Regions from separate parts of the Mus musculus genome. Here region 1 is linked to region 2. Evidence: chromatin loops called from intact Hi-C (ENCODE). Cell type or tissue: left cerebral cortex. All regions are shown on one strand.

What was found. A loop is a pair of places that touch in the nucleus more often than their neighbours do. Peaks named below come from ENCODE experiments on the same cell type or tissue, not always from the same donor. Only the 100,000 strongest peaks of a DNase experiment are listed, where the experiment ranks them.
Region 1: a loop joins it to region 2, with 5 times the contacts of the local background. A loop is called at or near these places in 3 of 42 quality-filtered maps.

The regions. Positions count from the first base shown.
Region 1 is chr1:63,729,017-63,731,516 of GRCm38, reverse strand. Mdh1b (malate dehydrogenase 1B, NAD (soluble)) reads left to right here and starts at 1,199. Exons shown (of 11, transcript NM_029696.4): 1 at 1,199-1,246. The coding sequence starts at 1,225. It overlaps Fastkd2 (FAST kinase domains 2), which reads right to left and starts at 892. Exons shown (of 12, transcript NM_172422.3): 1 at 826-892; 2 at 1-117. The coding sequence starts at 30. In left cerebral cortex, a CTCF peak has its summit at 1,101; DNase peaks (open chromatin) are centred at 918 and 1,145; H3K4me3 peaks cover 1,600 bases; H3K27ac peaks cover 811 bases.
Region 2 is chr1:63,667,955-63,670,454 of GRCm38, reverse strand. The region is part of intron 6 of Dytn (dystrotelin); the gene reads left to right. Among named protein-coding and RNA genes, the nearest start is that of Dytn, 18 kb to the left of the region's middle. In left cerebral cortex, a CTCF peak has its summit at 1,453 (motif pointing left); DNase peaks (open chromatin) are centred at 1,465 and 2,113; H3K4me3 peaks cover 866 bases; H3K27ac peaks cover 285 bases.

The DNA of each region.
Region 1 (2,500 bases), 61 kb before region 2:
CCATAACAAGGAACGTGCTTTGCTATTCATTCTGCTATCTATTGGCACACTTTCAAATACCCAAGATGCAACGCAAGTTGCCGTCTTTCTAAAAAAGAGCACATGCTGTGGACTGTCCTGTAGAGGATAGGTAAATAAAAGAAATAATGGTTAAAAACTGTTGCTTAAATAAGGGAAATGCATCTAACAGGGGCTTGCATGGGCACCGACGAGCCGCTAGAGTTTTATATTAAAATGGAACATGTCCTCGGTATGCTTCCTCCACGTTTATTTCATCTTTGTAAAAGTACCCAGGTCAATCACTTTAGCAGTTGTGGATAAAGTAGTTTCAATCAGTCAATCAATAAATGTGGATAAAGTAGCATAGATAGGTAGGTAAACTGAGAGATAGAAATAGACAGCTAGAAAGATAGATAAGACAGACAGAAAGATAGATAAGAATGTCTTGTGTAGGTGTTCAATATCGGCTAAGGAGAACTTTGTTAACACTACTTTGGAGGCCTTCACTGAAAACTGTATCATTGATGGACACTTCAGATCATCTTGCATTGGCCAAAAGCGAACTGTTAAGAAAACGTACTCGGACAGGTCGGTCTTGGTTAGGGACGGAATTAAAGAAAAAAAGCGATGTCCTTCCCGCCTGAGAATCTACAATCAGCCAGGTTCATCAAGATCCCGGAACCGGAGTCGGTGTCTTTCCGCAAATGGGCCGCCCAGCACTGCCCTAAACTTAAGACCCAGGCCACTTCCCAAACTTTTCTCCCCTAGGTAAAAAGACAAGTACGATCCGGCCCGCGATTCCGCTTCTGCTTGCCATCCACTCACCTTCGAACAGAACCCCGTGACTACACATAGGCGCAGCCATGACAGTTCCTCCTCAAGCGGCGCGTCTGGTGACGTATTACGGATTCTTTTATAAGTCAAAAAGCATCGGTTCTCAGCGACCGCGGAGGCCATGTGCAAATAGGGAGGAAAACCTTCCAGAAAGAATAGTTTCTATTCTCTGATGAAAAGATAGAAGCGAGAGCCTTAGGAAAACACGGAGCTTATAAAGTTCATCTATTGTTGTTTATGGAAACTCAAAACATTCAAATAGTGACTTTGAACTTTTAGCCCCTGGCGGTGCAGCCTCTTTTGAACGCGCCTGCGCCAGTTTTAGTACCCGCCGCGGTTGCCAGGAAACCGTGACGCCACGGTCCCAGTTTCTAGGTCTTGCTAGAAATCATGGCCAAATTTGTGATCGCGGGTGAGTGCTTCTCTAGTAAGCCCACAGATCTCTTCCCATGGGTGGTCAGCCTTGTTAACTGGCTTCTGTTCTTCAGCCCCATCCTTTAGAAGGATCATCTCAGGCTTTCTAGGCATTCATTTAAAGACGCTTGATACACAGTGGCAATGTGTCAAAGTCAGATGAGCAATGGGGACACGTTGGGGAAAATTCCCACCTCTGCCCTTGGCCAGTTTTAATTCCCACAAAACGTATAAGGGGTACAAAACGTATAAGGAATTCCTCTGATCTGCTGTGACTAATGTAATGATGGACAACTGCACAGGCCTCGGCGGGGTTGGCGGGAAAAGGAGCATAAGGAATGGATGGAGAGAAGGAAATAACTAAGCTATTAAAGAAACCAACCTCCAGATAAAGGCAAAGAGCTAGAAGATCTGTAGTCTAATGGAGGACCTGGATGTGGGAATGTCGCAGGGCCTGGGTTAGAATTACAAAATATAAACTAGATATTTAGTTTAAACAACAACAACAACAAAAGTTTGTACTAAATCTTGAACAAAATTTAACGAATTTAGGTAAAAATAATGTCAAAGTGTCAATTCGTCTACATTTTTAATGTAGACCATCTTGACAGCTGGAAGCAACACCACTACTTACTGGAACAGGCTGTTGACTGTATCTGCTTCCTCTTCTTTCACCAAGTATCTTTTTTTTCCTTTTTATTATTATTTTTTATTAGGTATTTATTTCATTTACATTTCTAATGCTATCCCAAAAGTCCCCCACCCACCCACTCCCACTTCTTTCACCAAGTATCTTAAAAGAGCTCCCTACTGTTCTATCCTTCCTTCCACTCAGTCTGGCTTCTCCTTTGGCCTTCCTATACAAACTATTTTGGCCACAATCACTTCTTTATTACACAATTGGAATTTACCATCCCTTTGGAAGTACATCTTTTGCTTCACTATACATTCAGATAAATATTTTTTTTTTTAGCACTAGAAAACGGGATGGTGGGAATACATACAGTAAAAACTTTCAGGACACTTTGTATATAACAGTAACAGGTCAGTGTTCTGGAGGAAACAGTGGTTGTGATGGTTTGTATATTCTTGAGCCAGGGAGTGGCACCATCTGGAGGTGTGACCTGATTGGAGTAGGTGTGCCACTGTGGGTATGGGCTTAAGATCCTCACCCTAGTTGCCTAGGAGTCAGTCTTCCACTAGCAGCCTTTGGATGAAGATGTAGAACTCTCAGCTATGCCTGTACCATGTC
Region 2 (2,500 bases):
GACAGACTTGATTTTGTATAGCCTTTGTGCAGGAGACCAGAGCTGCTCTGAGATTGAAGACAACAGCCACATAATGTCCAGAAATCAGTATTCTGTCTTTCTCCCCATTCCCTCCAGCTCTTATGTTCTTTCTGATGCTCCCTGAGCCTTGAGGAGGAGGTAATAAAGATGTCCCCTTTATGGCCAGGCACTCAACAGCCATTTGTTTTCTGCACTTTGACCAGCTATGGGTCTCTGCAGTGACTGCCAACCATTGCAAACAGAAGCTTGTCTGCCTGGAGTTGACAGCAGGTTTTAAATTTTTTAGTAAGGTTAAAATGTTGCTGGCAGTGAGTGTTGGGGGCAGGGGTCTCAGGAGCAATAGAGAGGCATAAATGTTCTCACCCCAGAGACAAGATTCAGCTCTGAGACAAAGGAATTAGAAAATAGTTTTAATTCAGGAGCAAGATGTCGACAGAGTCTTGTCTTATGGAAAAGCTCAATAAGACAGAAATAATTCATCAACTATGGTGGATAAGGGGAAGAATTTCCAGGATTAGTCTGTGTGCTCCCAACATAGAGTCTACTCCTTTTCTGTTCCTGTGAGGAGTGTTCAAATGTGCCATAGATACATAGTGGGAAATGTCAATTATGAAAACCTAATTGTACAGAAATGTTAAAACAAGCAAAGGACACTTAGCATACATCTTGACATTGGTCCCAACTGGTTTCACAAACATCCTGGCTTTTTTGTTTGTTTGGTTTTTTTTTCTCTTGTTACTGGACTCTAAAGTTCATATTGCTTACTATTTTAAAAGAGAGAGACAGAGAAACAGGGAAAAAGATAGAGGTAGAGAGACAAGGAAAGACAGAGAGATTGTTAGAAAGAAACAGATTCAAAGCCAGCTTTGAGGAAAGCTGAGGAGATTCTCTGACTCAAATCTGCCTCATTGGTTTAGTGTGGTTTTATGGAGGACAGAGAGAATGTCCAGAGAGGCAGTGGGCAGAGGTCCATGCTCTGGGCAGGGTCTTCATCATTCAGATATATGCCTGCTTCCCTCGTCTCTGCTGGGAATCACACAATGAATTTGGCTATCTTGCAGCTAGTGAATGAGAACCTCTAAAGTCTTCTTTTCAGCCGAAAGGAAGGAAAGAAAGAAAGAAAGAAAGAAAGAAAGAGAGAGAGAGAGAGAGAGAGAGAGAGAGAGAGAGGGAGAGAGAGAGAGAGAGAGAGAGAGAGAGAGAGAGAGAGGGAGAGAGAGAGAGAGAGAGAGAGGGAGGAAGAAAGAAAGAAAGAAAGAAAGAAAGAAAGAAAGAAAGAGAGAGAGAGAGAGAGAGAGAGAGAGAGAGAGAGAGAGAAAGAGAGAGAGAGAGAGAGAGAGAAAGAAAGAGTGTGCTGGTGAGCTCTTTATCAACATGACACAACTGGATTCGTTGGAGAGAACATTAATTGAGGAAATGTCTCCATCTGGTGGTGTATCTGTAGGGCTTCTTCTTAATTAACGATTAATATGAAAGAGCCCACTGTAGATGTCACCACACATGGGCACGTGGTCCTGGATTGAATAAGAAAGCAGGCAGATCAAGCCATGGGCAACAATCCAGTAAGCAGTGGTCCTTTATGGTTCCCACCTCTGTTTCTGTCTGAGTTCCTGCCCTGATTTCCCTCAACAGAAGACGGTGAACAGGGGGACCTGTAAGCCAAATAAACCTGCCTTTCACAAGACGTCTTTGAGTGTGGTGCTTATCACAGCAAAAGGAAAGCAAACTAATATTATACGGGGCAGTTTTCATGATGTCCTGATTTAATGCAGCTCTGCCTAATCATCAGCTTCTAGCTGCTATGCGATTTGCTTTGCTCTCTGCTATACAACATGACTCAAAATATGCCAGGTGAAGGTATTAATACTTTAATGCCCTTCCAGTGCTTGCAACAGCACATAGATCCTACTGCAGTTTTTCTGCTGTCTGAGGCATGTCTCAGGCAACCACCATTGCAGACGTTCATCCTTAACAACGTCATGTCTCAGAACGCAAGCAAGTAGAAAGCCAGAAGAGGCTTAATCTGCTCATCCACTTGTTCCACCAGACTTGATAACAGTAGCCAGTTTCAAAGTGGATTTGATAGAAGGACCTGGGTAGAGGGGCATTTTCTCTCTCTCCTCTAGAAGTCTTTGTGACTTTCCGACTGCCACTCATGGCTTCAAGTTAGCTCTAGTCTCAAAGGATTTTAAAAATCCGCTGGTTTCAAATTCAATCAAGGTCGATGAGCTGCTGAGCTGCTGGCTCCCACTGCCCCTCCCTCCTCCGACCATGCAGTGCCCGGCTTCTGAGAGGGCCAGTGGGAAGCAGCTTTGTGATTTGCATAGCAAATTATCATCCCATTGGCTTCCATTATGAGATCCAAGACAGATTCCAATAGAAAATTCCAGTCCTGGCAATGTGATTCAAATCATCCCTTAGGAATGCTAATTATCGTTCAGAATGCCATCCTGCCTGTGCCAGTGTACCACCTAGTTAC